Regions from separate parts of the Homo sapiens genome. Here region 1 is linked to region 2. Evidence: chromatin loops called from intact Hi-C (ENCODE). Cell type or tissue: psoas muscle. All regions are shown on one strand. Each heading gives the region's core, and the rest is flanking DNA. Links, peaks and the distances in the headings are about the cores only.

What was found. Peaks named below come from ENCODE experiments on the same cell type or tissue, not always from the same donor. Only the 100,000 strongest peaks of a DNase experiment are listed, where the experiment ranks them.
Region 1: it touches region 2 in a loop (3-fold over the local background); 2 of 110 quality-filtered maps call a loop at or near these places.

What each region holds. Positions count from the first base shown.
Region 1 is chr11:21,769,472-21,777,456 of GRCh38, forward strand. All of the region lies in intron 1 of LOC102723370 (a long non-coding RNA gene), which reads left to right. Among named protein-coding and RNA genes, the nearest start is that of ANO5, 420 kb to the right of the region's middle. In psoas muscle, for the core only: no CTCF peak of the experiment used is centred there; a DNase peak (open chromatin) is centred at 4,990; H3K27ac peaks cover 1,146 bases.
Region 2 is chr11:22,111,776-22,119,760 of GRCh38, forward strand. It overlaps LOC102723370 (a long non-coding RNA gene), which reads left to right. Exons shown (of 5, transcript XR_007062619.1): 5 at 7,951-7,985. All of the region lies in intron 1 of LOC124902645 (a long non-coding RNA gene), which reads right to left. Among named protein-coding and RNA genes, the nearest start is that of ANO5, 77 kb to the right of the region's middle. In psoas muscle, for the core only: no CTCF peak of the experiment used is centred there; a DNase peak (open chromatin) is centred at 4,026; H3K4me3 peaks cover 508 bases; H3K27ac peaks cover 1,902 bases.

The sequences.
Region 1 (7,985 bases), core at 3,724-6,223, 340 kb before region 2:
AGTGTGGAATCTTCCCTGACTACTTCTGTGGGTAATTTCATGAGAGCATCCTTTTTAGCAACAAATCTAGTTTTCTATAACAATCTATCAGTGACCTGAGCTCCTCAACATATTAGACCCAACAATTTCTTTGTACTGATGCTTCATGGTCAGAAATGCAAACCAAATCTTAATTCAATTCATACTTTAAAAAACAGCTAAAAGAATAATAACTTCATTTTTCTTGAGCAATTACTCTCTTGCAGGTTATGTGATAACCATTTTACACACAATATATCCTTTTTAAGATGAAAAAGCTGAGGAAGAAATAAGTTTCATTATTTGCCATCACACAGTTAAAAAGAATCAGAGTCTAAGTCGGAGGCTCTCTGAAACCAAACCTCTTTTCTAGGGCCATTGGTTACCACTTCCTGTGATTTTCCATCTTGGCGAATAGCAAAATACCTACCCTATTCTTTTCCATTTTCATTCCTCAAGCTCTCAGGTATGCAATTAGGTTAATTTCTGGTTAACTGAGTAAATTAAAGTTGGGGGTATTGATTTACACCCCAGCCAGATTTTTTATTCAGGAATATTATTGGGGTTTTTTTTTGGCAAGTTAAACATATTAAAGCTTACGGTTAATATTTTTAAGCATAAATATATTTAAATACTCAAACATGAAATTAGCTTTTGTTTTGTCATAGCCATTGAAAATGTATGGTATTTACTTTTCTTTTTTTTGTGTGTGTGTGTGTTTATTCACCATCATAAACATTCCTAGCATGTATAAACACTACTCTGTTTGATATTGTGCTGACTTTTACATAAATTATCTCATGTAAGCCTCATAAAAATTTTCAAAACAAATATTATGAACCTCACTTTATTGGTTAATAAACTGAGTCTCAGGTTAAATAACATAGAAAGTCATATCACTAGTACTAGAGCTGGAAGTGAACTTTTTCTACTTCTTTCAAATACATCAGGTAATCTTCCCTGGCATACATTAGTGATCTAAAGGGAAGGGACCATGTTTTATAACTTTTCATTTTTTTTTGAGTGCTTAGCATGGTGTCCTATAAACCCTAGGTTACCTTGAAATGTTAGTTGAAATTCAAAGGCTAAAACGATGTTCTTTCATAGAAATTAATCTTAAGGAGAAAGGAAACTAGCAAAGACTACAGAATATTCATATTATTAATGTCCACAAGGTGTATCTTAAAGTTGGGAAATTTATCCCAGCAAAGATTGTAAATATTATTTTAATAGCACCAACTATTGGTATTGTTTTTGAAGAATAATAATAAAAACTTGCATTTGGAAAACTTCCTAGTTTATGACATACTTTTACCTTCTACCGTTGTCTTCAATCAATGAATGATTTTCATTAATAAACTTATAAATGCACCCCCAAGATATTATGCCAATGAACAGGAAGGAATAATTGCCTTAAACTGGAAAAGTTTAAAATAAATTCTTAGTTTAAAAAAAATCAGCCAGCAACAGGATATACTTCATCTGGCTGTAGCATTTTGTAAAGAATGGACTTGTAAGTCCTCCTACTTAGCTAAGAAGGCTTTTCTAGGTGTAGTGAGCTGTTTCAAGCAAGCCATTTCAATAATGCAAGAGTGTAAACTACTTTAGAATTACACTGTAAACAGAATTTTCAATCTTGTATTGCAATTATACATTAAATGCAGAATCAGCTTAGAATATAGAAATCCCCAAAACTGTTGACAGGAATAAAAAAGGGACTTGATTCTGTAAACAAGGGCACAATTTCCCAGCAGCTGGCTTGGGTTGCCCAGCAGCCACTCAATTAAGTTTTTGCTGCATAGGCAAGTTCCACAGACGTTTATTGTGAGCAACACATTCATGGAAAAAACTGGGCACTGAATACCTACATTAGTCATCTCTTTTTTTCCTCATTCTTAAAATTGCCTCAATGCAGAATAATGAAGCATGGGAGCCAGGCATGACAATGTGGCCAAAATCATGGATATTAGAATTGATTTGTCTGGGTTCAAATAGGAGACATGGCCCCTAAAGGAACATGGGCAATTAACATTTTAATGGTAACTTAGCCTTCCCATCTATACATTGGGGATAATGTTTCTATCTACCTCTTAGGCTTATTGTAAATTCTAAAAGATACAGTACATGGAAAAATATTATCTCAGAGCTTGAAAGTGTAACTCCTAAAAAAAGTATATATTTTTTCTTTTTTATTGACACATAATAGTTGCACATGTTTGTAGGAGAAACAGTAATATTTCTATACATGCACACAATGGATAATGATAAAATCAGGGTAATTAGAGTATCCATCAACTGAAATATTTATCATTTCTTTTTGTCATAAACATTCAAAATCCTGTTTTCTAGCTATTGAAAATATATAATAAATTATTATGAACCATATTTACTCTACAGTACTATGTCACTAGAACTTATTATTTCTATTTAACTGTAATTCCATGCCCATCAACCAATCTCTCCCTATCTTTTCTTCCCCGCTACCTCACAGCCTCTAATAACCAGAATTCTATTCTCTACTTCTATGAACTCATTTTTTTTTTAGCTTCCACATATGAGTGAAAGTGGATGGTATTTGTCTTTCCATACCTGACTTATTTCACTTAACATCATGTCCTCCAGGCTCATCCATGTTGCTGTGAATGACAGGGCTTCATATTTTAATGGCTCAATAGTATTCTATTGTGTACATATACCACATTTTCTATATCCATTCACCTGGCTGTGGACATTTAGGTTGATTGTATATCTAGGCTATTGTGACTAGTGCTGCAATAAACACTGGAGTGCAGGCGTCTCTTCAATATACTGATTTCCTTTGTATAAATATCCAGTAGCGAAATGGCTGGATCATGTAGTTCTATTTGATGTTTTTAGAGAAATCTCCATACTGCTTTCCATAGAGGCTGTACTAATTTACATTCTCACCTACAATGTATAAGAATCTCGTTTTGTCTGCATCCTAGCAAGGACTTGTTATTTTTTATCTCTTATAATAGCCATCATAATGAGGATGAGATGATATATCATGGTGATTTTGATTTGCATTTCTCTGATGATTTGTGATGTTCAACATTGTTTCTCATATACTTCTTGGTCACCTATATGACTTCTTTTGGCTTTGTCCACTTTTTGATCAGATTATCTATAATTAATGTTGAGTTATTTGAGTTTCTTATATATTCTGAATATTAGTCCTTTGTCAGACGAATAGTTTGGAAATATTTTCTCCCATTCTACAAGTTGTCTTCCCTCTGTTGATGTTTCATTTTCTGGGCAGAAGCTTTGTAGTTTGATATATTTCTATTTGTCTATTTTTGTAATTTTCACTTGTGCTTTTTAAATCTTACTCATCAAATCTTTGCCTAGACAAATGTCCTGAAACATTTTCCCTATGTTTCCTCCTAGTAGTTTTATCGTTTCAGGTCAAACATTAAAGGCTTTAAACCATTTTTAGTTTATTTCATATACAATGAGAGATGGAGGTCTAATTTTATTCTTCTACATATGAATGTCCTGTTTGCCCAGCACCATTTGTTGAAGAGAGTGTTCTTTCCCCAATGTGTGTTCTTGTCATCTTTGTTGAAAATCAGTTGGCTGTAAATACATGGATTTATTTATGGGTTGTTTGTTTGTTTTTGAGATGGAGTCTTGCTCTGTCACCCAGGCTGAAGTGCAATGGCACAATCTTGGCTCACTGCAACCTCCGCCTCTTGGGTTCAAGCGATTCTCCTGCCTCAGCCTCCCAAGTAGCTGGGATTACAGGTGCCCACCCCCGCGCCTGGCTAATTTTTGGATTTTTAGTAGAGACAGTGTTTCACCATGTTGGCTAGGCTGGTTTCAAATGCCTGATCTTAGGTGATCCGCCCACCCTGGCCTCCCAAAATGCTGGGATTACAGCTGTGAGCCACTGCGCCTGGCCTATTTATGGGTTCCATATGCCATTGCATTGATTCATGCATCTCTTTTTATACTAATACCATGCTGTTTTGGTTATTATAGCTTTGTATTATTTTTGAAGTCAGCAAGTGTGATGCCTCAAGCTTTGTTCTTTTTGTCCAGTATTGCTTTAGCTACTCAGGGTCTTTTGTGGTTTATCGTGAAGTTTAGGATTCTTTTTCCATTTCTGTGAATAATGTAATTGGTACTTTGATTCTCTAGATTGGGTAGCATGGTCATTTTAACAATATTAATTTTTTTCAATCTAGGAGCCTCAAATGTCTGTTCATATTTTGTGGCCTCTGTAATTTTTTTTTATCAGTGTTTTGTAGTTTTCATTGTAGAGATCTTTAACTTCCTTTGTAAATTTATTTCTAGATGTTTTTTAGTAGCAATTATAAATGGGATTGTTTCTTTGATTTCTTTTTCAGCTAGTTTATTATTACTGTATAGAAATGCTATTGAGTTTTGTATATTGATTTTGTATACTGCAATCTTAATGAAATTTATCAGTTCTAAGAGGTTTTTGATGGAGTCTTTAGGTTTTTCTTTATGTAAGATTATGTCATCTACAAAAAGGAAAAACATGATGTTCTCTTTTTCTATTTGGATGCCTTTATTTCTTTATCTTGCCTAATTGCTCTAACTAGGACTTCCAGTACTTTGAAGAATAAGTGTGGAGAAAGTGGACATTCTTTTCTTGTTTCAGTTCTTAGAGGAAAGGCTTTTAATTTTTCCCTGTTCAGTGTAAGATTAGTGGTTAGTTTGTTCGTTTTTTTTCCTCACTTGCCTCTTTTCCAAGGTGGTGACTATATAAAGGTTACCTCTCCAGTATATGTTCACAGTCACAAAGGGAGGCCTACGAGGGAATGCTGTGGTTTACTCTAATATGGAGAGGTGTAATCTCGTCCCTGGAGAACTCCTGTTGGTGTTTGCCCAGGAATGACTAATTCCCTATTTTTGGAGTTGACAACCACTGCCAAAACTCCTGGCATGGACCCTGCTCTGTGGCCAACTCATGCTGCTCCAATTCCTCTGATAAGTTCCACTGGCAGCCCTCTTAGCAGCTCTATACCCTGCTGGCAGGGCACACAGGACTCCTGGGGCTACTGCACATGGCATGTTGACCATGGCCAAAGAGGGAGTAGCCCTGAGTACTTATTTCTAGACCCTTTCCTCTGCCCTTGCTCCTCTGCTGCTCCTAAGCCTTGCTGCATGTGGTCAGGAGCAGCATACTAGATATTATTAGATTTTCCCGTTTCTTTCAAGGAGTTTTATCACTCCAATTTCCACTTTCATCAATACCTAAAGTGTTGGAAATTGTGGGTTCCTTTTAGGGACTCATGTAATATTCTCTCCATGGATTCATCCCCTGTAAAACATCCTTCTACTTTAGCAATGAGGAGCTTCTACTTGCTTTTCCTACCTGGGAGGAACTTTCTTTAGTTAATGCTCTGTCACCACTACATAATGGTTCAATGAAAAAAAAATATGGTTCAAATTATCCAGAACTAGATTTATATTTTAAAGGGATGCTTTAAAATTAATAAAATTCTTATCACTATAAAATGGGGTGTTCATTACTAATGTCTTATAACAGACTTCTTTGACCATCCAAAGCACCCACAATTACATTCATTTTAGCATTTATCACATTGTTTTATAACTGTGTACTTATCTATCTCCCCCTCTAAACTACCTGCTCTTCAGGGCATAGACAGATTCATTAATGCATGAACAGATGAACTTGAGCAGGAGGAAAGGGACCAGGCCTGAACCACTTGATCAAAGTAAAGATGAAAAAACACTTATGAATCAGTAAAACATGTATGAGCCAATAAGACGGTTTCCATTTTGTTCCCAGAAATGTTTACTATGTTTATGCCCATAGAAACCTCAGCAAATTCCGGACTTAAGAAATAAATTTTTATGGCCTGTTGTAACACTTTATTTTTTGTGTTTCTTAGAAGCCTAAAAAGGAAACCAGTATACTTAAATATATTAGTAAAATATTTGTATCGTTAAAATATTTGTAGTTTTACACATAATTGGGAAAAGGTAGCATGGTGTGACATGGGAAATTCTTGACTAAGAGATACATATTCTGTATTCTAGTCGTGCCATAGTTCCTCAATAGCTGCATGATGCTGGTCAAGTCATGTAAAGCTTAGTCCTCAGTTCCATGGCCTGTACACATTAAAACACTCACTATTAAGTTGCTACAACATTTAATTTGTGTAAGCTTCATATTCAGAAGATGTAAAGTCAGATGAGAAAAACACTACTTGAAAAAAATGTTATAAGAACTAAATGAGGCTATATTTAGAAAAATATGTTGTGCAGTGATAAGAATATAATAAAATATAAGATTTATATTTAAGATATATTAGGCACTTATTATGAGCTTACAAGAATTTCCTATGTATTAACTTACTTAATTCTCACAACAACTTTAACAGAAATCCACATAGTAGTTGTTATTATACTAACCTGACCCTCTATTGGCAGTATCAGATAAAGCTTTTCAGTTCTCTCAGCATCTAGTCTGTGTCTTGAATCATCATGTTTGCTCCATCTCACCTGCCACCAGGGCTAATTCTGTCCATGCTCACATGGTTCTGCTTCCTGAAGCTGATCAGCTATGTGCTCTAACAGACTTTGGATTCAGTTGAAGGGCCATATCACAAGGTATAGGACCTTGCACCCAAGGTGGTTACCAAATGGGTGAAGTGATGTAAACCAGAAGTGCAAAGGACATAGCTTCCTCTGGGGGGAAATGTTGATCACTGTGCATCAGAGGATAGGAGAAAGTAATTAGTCTTTTTTTTCTTCTCCCTTCAATAACAGTTCTGTCTATTCACACTTTCTGGAAACACACTAGGAACCTAAGCCAGTGTACTGACTCTGTCAACTAAGTGTATTGCCCTCACTCAAATAATGATACAATAACCAGTGTAACAATACATTGCTTCTCATCCTTCTCTGCCTTATTTCCCCTTTCCTTCACTTTTAATGTCCCAGGATTGCATGTCCCAAATCAGCATTGGCATCTAAATATTGCAACAGGCTCTGCTTTCCTGGGAATCAGGGTTAAGATAAATTCCTCCCTGACTATGATACTGATGAGAAACATAGTAATGACAGCCTCTTATATTTGTAGAATGCAATGCAGTTGTAGAGCTCTTCATCACTTTATTTTTCTCATGAGTATCATTCTACTCCAGTTAACAAAAGCTATTGTAAACAGAGCACTATAATCTCAAACTTTACATAACATTTCTTTAAAAAATATTTCCATACTGAAGTATTATTTATGTACAATAAAATAAATGCTCAAATCATAATTGTTGAAGATTGTTTAAACAATCTTAATTGTTTGATGATCTTTAACAAATAAAATTTCCTGAACTGTCATCACCCAAGTCAAGATACAGAACATATTTATCATCCCAAAAAGTGTCATGATGACTCTTTCTAGTCAATCATTTCACTTCCAGAGGCAACCACTCTTCTGATTTATATAACCATATACTAATTTTGTCAGTCCTTGAATTTTATATAATTAAATTATAGCATTTTATATCTGGCTTCTTTCTCTTAGAATAATATTTTGAAGATTCGGCTATGCCCTTTTGGGTTTCAGTATTCCATTACTTTTTAATGCTGAGTGGTATTCCATCTAATGATTGTACTGTAATTTGTTTACCTAGTTATTTGTTTACTTTGAATGACATTTCTTGTTCACATCATTTTTTTATTAACTAATAGCCAACTGATAATCTGAGCATGAGGACAATTTGTCTCTATCGATAGTATATACAGAGTAACTCTCTGTATCTGGATCAAAAGTGATAATTAATAATGGACTCTAGAAAATAAGCCTCTTACAACTAAATTTGCAGATGTGTGCTCTGCAAAACATAAAGTTCTAAGAACTGATTTTTTATAACAAAAGTTTTTGTAATCAAATAAAATGTGAAAACTCTGTAACTCTCTCACAAACATACTAGCTTCTTACAAGCTCTGAG
Region 2 (7,985 bases), core at 2,658-5,157:
TGGGGACAAGGACTGAAATGTTTTTTGTGAACTAGATGTGGGCCTCTTGAGATTATCTTGGTCCTCATGAATAGAACTGTACAGAGGATTGAGGATTCATGGCAGCAGAAGTTAGAGTAGATAATAGGTTACTGAGAATGTTAGCAGTCAAGAGTGAATGCATCTGTCCAGGTCAAAGGAACTGTAGAAGAAAAGTCTCTAGTGTCAGGAAGCTTTCAATAATCCAAAAATGTACATCACCCAATTCAATCCATAATTTTTTATTTAGTTTCTAGACAATGTTAAATAATATTTTAGGTGCTAAAGATACATTAACACACAGTACAGACACAAATTGTTGCCCTTGGAGAACTTTTATTCTAATGGTAGAGGCAAACATAAAAACAAGGTTGTAAACTGGATCCCTTCCTTACACCTTATATAAAAATTAATTCAAGATGGATTAAAAACTTAAATGTAAGACCTAAAACCATAAAAAACATGGAAGAAAATCTAGGCAATACCATTCAGGACATAGGCATGGTCAAAGACTTCATGACTAAAACACCAAAAGCAATGGCAACAAAAGCCAAAATAGACAAATTGGATCTAATTAAACTAAGGAGCTTCTGCACAGCAAAAGAAACTACCATCAGAGTGAACAGGCAACCTACAGAATGGGAGAAAATTTTTACAATCTACCCATCTGACAAAGGGCTAATATCCAGAATCTACAAAAAACTCAAACAAATTTACAAGGAAAACAAACAACCCCATCAAAAAGTGGGCAAAGTATATGAACAGACACTTCTCAAAAGAAGACATCTATGCAGCCAACAGACACATGAAAAAATGCTCATCATCACTGGTCATCGGAGAAATGCAAATCAAAACCACAATGAGATACTATCTCACATCAGTTAGAATGGCGATCACTAAACAGTCAGGAAACAACAGATACTGGAGAGGATGTGGAGGAATAGGAATGCTTTTACACTGTTGATGGGAGTGTAAATTAGTTCAACCATTGTGGAAGACACTGTGGCAATTCCTCAAGGATCTAGAACTAGAAATACCATTTGACCCAGCAATCCCATTACTGGGTATATACCCAAAGGATTATAAATCATGCTACTATAAAGACAAATGCACACGTATGTTTATTTCAGCACTATTCACAATAGCAAAGACTTGGAACCAACCCAAATGTCCAACAATGATAGACTGGATTAAGAAAATTTGGCACATATACACCATGGAATACTATGTAGCCATGAAAAAAGATACGTTCCTGTCCTTTGCAGGGTCATGGATGAAACTGGAAACCATCATTCTCAGCAAACTATCACAAGGACAGAAAACCAAACACCGCATGTTCTCACTCACAGGTGGGAATTGAACAATGGGATCACTTGGACACAGGGCAGGGAACATCACACACTGGGCCTGTCGGTAGATGGGGGGCTAGGGGAGGGATAGCATTAGGAGAGATACCTAATGTAAATGATGAGTTGATGAGTGCAGCAAACCAACATGTCACATGTATACCTATGTATCAAACCTGCACATTGTGCACATGTATCCTAGAACTTAAAATATAATTTTAAAAAGTGAAAAAAAAAACAAAGGTCAGACTAAGGAGAATGAGGAATGCCAGGGTAGACAGGGTAGTCATCATTAGTAAAAGAAGGTAACAATTTGAGGAATGATTTGAAGGAGATAATGAAGTAAGCACACAGGTAGAAGAAACAGCCAGTACAAACACCCAAATGATGGAAATTTTCCTGGCATGCTTCAGGAACAAGAAAAAGGCCAATGTAGCTGTGCTAATACAGCAAGGAAACCCAATCATAGATGAAGTCTGAGAGATCATGGGGACCAGATTATGTTGGGCTTTATAGTTCATTCTAACAACTTTGCTTTTGCTATGAGTAAAACAGAGTCATTTTAGGGCTTTAAGCAAGGATCACACTAGCTTCTAATTAAGCACAAAGGGACAAGGGTAGAGACAAAGAGAGCAGGTTGAAGAAAATAATATAGATGAGAGATTGTAGTGGCTTGGAGTCCACTAGTAGCAGTAGAAGTTGTGAATTCTGGATGTATATTGAAGGCAGCATCCTCAAGATTTCCTGAAAAATTGAATATATGAAAAGAAGAGAGAATCAAGGATGACTCCAAAGACTCAACAACTGGAAAGATGATTCCCTGAGATTGAGTAGACTGGAGGTGCAAGAAGTTTTAGGGGAAAGGTATTGGTTGATCTTTGGACATCTTAAATTTAAGATGAGTATTAGAAATCCAAGTGAGCATGCTGAGTAGGCAGTTTGAAATATGAGTCTGGAGATTAAGGGAGAAATCCAAGCCAGTAATATAACTTAGGATTCATCATCACAGACATAATGTTTCACACAAAGATGTCATGATTTAAAATTGCCTTATCCTCTCATCTCCTCTTCCTATTGAAGGAAATTTTAAAAAAATACACCAAAATATATTTCTTTGACATATTTTGAAATGGCTGCCCTTAGCCATCCTGACAGAAGTGGCCTTGCAAAGCTGAATTAAGTGGGGAAAATTTCCATCTATAGATAATCTCCACTAATACAGTCATGCCCCCTCCCTTTCTACACCTTTCCCCAGATCCGGGAGGGATTGAGACTCTGACACCTTTAAAAGACTGAAAAGAAACATTTACCATCTATTCTTTCTAGGGGAGGCTTCGCTACATAACAAGGTCACCTTTGCTGGCCAGAATGTAAGCCCCCATTCATTCCATAACCTCAAAATGGTATATTAAGTTTCTGTAACTCTTTGGGAAATTAGATTTTCATTCTAAAGGCTCCAATGTATCTATGCTAAATACATTTGTATGCCTTTTCTCTTATTAATCATGTTAGTGATTTTTAGCAAACCTTTAGGGGACCAGGAGCCTATGGCCCCCACACTAACTTTTCCCACTGTTGTATGAAAGACAAAAGAGGTGAGTGGAATAAAGGAGAAAGATCTGGCTGTATCTCCATTCCTATAGACAACTTCAGTCTTTACTTTGGGGATATAGGAAGGAGGGAGGACACTTACCTTTGAATCACGATTGAAATGTGTAAATAATATCTTGGACTTGGCTATCTAATCTAATCTCTAAAGATTTGAGACTTTAAGAAGTTATAAATCTATTTCTTATCTCAGTGTGAGGAGAAAAGTCAGAGGAAATTCATAAGTTTTAATCCAAATGCATGGAAATATTTTCCCTCATGAATACAGTTGGAAAGGGCATTTGGAGACAAAACAAAGCTGCCAGTTACTAACACAGCAGAGCAAGTACATTAAGAATTAGTTTATGCACTATAATATTTTTCATTTATCCATTTCTGCTAATCCTTCTTTCTGCAATCATGCAAAGAAAGAAACTATTGGTGTTTAATTGCAATAAGCTTCTAATTATGAAGGCATCTGAAGCTTTTATGAATACCTGAATGGATGAAGCTTAAGATTTCTGCAAATTTCTCTGCTCAACACTGAGCAATTTCTAATAAACAATTGGTCTTTATTGATACTTCCACTTTTACTGCAACTGTGAGAAATAAATGCCCTTGATTAGGTGCTTGGAAAAATAGACTATGATAAGGCAAGCTTCTTAGAAAGGTATTTGACTAGCTTAGTATTCTTACTTTTATGCAGACACAGCTCATCAGCTCAATTGATAAGATTCAGCACCAAGTTGTGGGTTGAAATGTCATGATGGTATACAACATCTTACTTGATGGCTCAAAAAGCTCCCTGACTTAATTTACTTCAATTTTCCCTCTTTATAGCAAAGCTCTCTTCTGAAAAGATACGTCAGATTTTTATGACTGGATGGAAATTATAAATGCTGCTTTTATAAAGCACTCAGAGAAAGCATCAGGTGTCAAGATCTAAAACAGGCTGTCAAGATCTAAAACAGGCTGTCAGGATGATCCTGCATTGACTGCTGTTCTGGCTGCTTTAAGGAGCCTAAAAATATTCACCAACATGCAAACCCAACAGCCCAGACACACATAAGAGGACAAAGCAGGGCCAGAGGCCAGCTATTTGTTATATAAATAGAACATTAGCATAATAGAAGGTATTTGCTTGTTTCAGCAAGACTACTGTCATAAACTTTGCGGAGTAATATGTTGCCTTTAATAGAACAGCTCAGCAATCATTACCGGCAGCAGCCACAATATGTCTGGGATAATAATGGATGGCTGTTCAAGCCAGAATTTCCCACCCTATGTTACCATTTTAGGAAGTTTGTAAAGGCAAACTGGAATGATAAAAGCTTCAAATATCAGGTGCACTATCATAGCCCGTTGGATGCAAAACCAGATTGAGAGCAGCAAGAGCTATGCAATTACCTAGGATATTGTCAGTCTGCTACACTAGCAAAGTTCCTGGGGCCTGGCCAAGTTTTAGCTCTTTAATACCAGCTCTCCTTGATCCTAGATTATAGAAGATCAGGTGTATTAGTATGTTCTTTCATTGCTGTAAAGAAACACTCGAGACTGGGTAATTTATAAAGAAAATAGTTTTTTTTTGTTTGTCTTTTGAGACGGACAGTTTTTTTGTTTGTCTTTTGTCGCCCAGGCTGGAGTGCAATGGCATGATCTCGGCTCACTGCAACCTCTGCCTCCCGGATTCAAGCTATTCTCTTGCCTCAGCCTCCCGAGTAGTTGGGATTACAAGTACCCACCATCACGCCCAGCTAATTTTTGTATTTTTGATAGAGAGGGGGTTTCACCATGTTGGTCAGGCTAGTCTTAATTGACTCACATTTCTTCAGGCCATGCAGGAAGCATAGCTGCATCTGCTTCTGGGGAAGCCTCAAAAAACTTCCAATCATGACAGAAGGCAAAGGGGGAGCAAGACTTCTCACATCGTGGGAGCAGGAGCAAGAGAGAGTGAGGGGCCCCATGCTACACACTTTCAAACAACCAGATCTCGTGAGACATATATTAGGAGAACAGCACCAAGGGGATAGTGCTAAATCATTCATGAAGAATCCACCCTCATGATGCAATCACCTCCCACCATGCTACCCCTCCAACACTGGGGATTACAACTGGACATGATATTTGGGTGGAGACATAGATCCAAACCATATCATCAGGCAAAGCCATTTCTTCAAGGAAACTAAATTTCTGCTTATACTTAATCAAAGGTAAACATGTGCAAGGTTTAGAAGATTCATAAGGGAAATCAACCGAGATAAAACAGCATTCTGAAAAGTGTACTGACTACCTGTTGTGCCTACTTAGACCACTGGAATTGCTCCTGCACTCCCTCTTCCTCTCTCTCTAAGAATGTTTGCTTCTTTATATTTTAAATTAGCACATCTTTTCCTGTAGATAACATAACAATTTATAAAGATTTTATCTATCATATATTCCTATAATTCCTCCAACTACAAGAAAACCACTATTAATATTTTATTTTTCCCAGTATTTAATATTTATTATAAACAAGCATGTATGATATAGTGTATATATATCATCATATTTATATGATCATTTATATTAATGTATAGTAACTATGTATTATTATTTATATTATTATAAATTTATGGTATATTTACATTAATTAATATATCATAAATATATTACAATTATTTATTTATATATTTATTTATTATATTAAGTATATAGTAAATTTATTTTTAAAAATACATAAAAAATCTTTAAAAATAATTTTTTGCAAATTTCATAACTTAGCAAGGCATATTGTTTTATTTCAAAATGTATTTCTTTACTAGCAAAGTTGACTACTTAAAATATATCTATATTGAAGCACCAGAACTGCTGACTATTACAAGTTTGTAGGGTCCATAAAGTCAAGCATATCTTTATACTAATGTGTAGAAAACCTCTTTCATTTGAAACTTTATGAAAATCAAAATGATTCATTAATAAAAAATGATTCTTAAAAATGTATTATTTACAGTTTTTAAGATATAATGCTATTACTACTTAATAGACTACAGTATAGTGTAAACATAACACTAAACTGTATTATTGTACAATAACCAAGGAAATCTACTCAAAATAAACTTTAAAATTGGGAGTGACTATGGATTTTTATTAATAAAAGGGTTTGACACGCTTGAGAAATTAAAATACTTGCATCCAATATGAATCCTGGTCCCCACATGTTCTGTTCATCTCATAACTATTCATCTGACATTCTCATTATTTGATTATGCACTTGCTTAATTTTTCTACTAGTTATAATATTGAACATTGGTTTCTATAGAGTATAATCCTTCCAACTTTCTCTTTTCTCTGACAGCATAGGAGTAATTTAATGAAACTGCAACTCCCTCTTTAACCTGATCATCTGATCTATAGTCCTCATTTCTATAAAAATTCTGTAATATTTGATAATAGGAACGCAGTTTGACATCCCTAAATGTCACTTGTTGACTGGAAGGGAATCCTAAGTGAAAATGTCTTTTGTCTCCAACATTGCAAACTGAACTACAACATTTTTGTTACTATGCTCTATAAGTAATAGTTCAATAGTATTTCTCCTTCATTCTCCTATGTTCCATGTGTGACTTGCTCAGGCACTGCTTTTTTAAACAACTTCTGCAATGTATAGTTATGTACAGATAAAAATTGCTGAAAATTTTTCATATAGACAAGGTCTAAAATTCCAAGTTTGGATACCCGTAAAATAATATCTGTGGATTTTTCTGTAAGTAATTAGTCTAATCTGACTAGAAAAAGAAAGAAAGGAACAAAGAAAAAGATGAAAAGTAAAAAATATATATACAAAGAGCTGAAAGTATTTGGTTTTAATAAAGCAAAACTTGAATTAAAAGTAATGGGTTAGATGAGGAGAATGAAAGGGAAGTAAAATTTGTCAAGCATCTACTAAATTTCAGTTACAGTATGTTATCTACTTGCCAATAAGCTACTGATAAAAACAAGGATATGTTCCATTTTTTAAACCAGGCACTGTACTAAGTACTTTACAATGCTATTACATTTAATCTACATAGCAATATGATTACATATGATATATGTGTGTGTGTGCTTATACAAATGAGGATACTTAGATTTATATGCTTACAAGATTAACTTGCTAAGAAATTGGCACACCTAACTTTATGGATACAAATTTGTGTGACAGTAAGTTACAGGCATGTAATTACTGTGCTTTTACTATCTTCTCATAAGGTTTATTTAATCCCCAATTTTAGAGTTCAGGAATTGAGGGTCAGATCCACTGAATAACATAGCTAAGGACATTCAAGCCCAAATCTGTTTTGTCCCAAATAAGCTCTAAATTACCCAACACCATGGAAAATAAATACTCAGTTTTTCAGAGCAAATCTCCTGGGTATGAAAATATGGATCGCTAAAAAACAAAGCTATCAAGCAATGTTAATCAAATGAATAGAAAAAGAGCTTCTGATTACTCTTCCAGGTAAGAAAAGTAAAGGTTCTCACCAATCCTAAACTGTAAAGATTTTTTTCCATTCCCATAAGACCAGTCCTGAAAAAACACCAATTCTTTAGGTCAAGATGTTACATTTAATTGATTATCTCTGCTTTGGTGTGAACAATCAGAACACATACTCATCAACAGGGCAAACCACTTGAAACAAATCATTTAGAAATGCAAGCAAGACAAAGAGGAAATTCTTCTCAGGGCAGCTTTCTGAATTTCCCTAACCCATTAAAATATCATTCCCTATAACAAATGATGGTTTCACCATGGAAATTCTGATTTGTAGGTTTCAGGATAGCTAAAGCATATCCATATTTCAGTATAAATACATACCAAACCATCTTTTTCAGCAATGAGTCAGAAAAATTCTCTGTGAAAAAGACTTTACAGAGCTACAGAATACTCACAGAGTGACATTTTTTCTCAAAGGGTAGAACTTCATGATTAGAAGATCTATGGTAATGGTTTTTGTTTTAAATATACTTCCTTCTTTCCTAGGCTTCACCAAGTCAAGTAGGGGAGGACATCTTCAC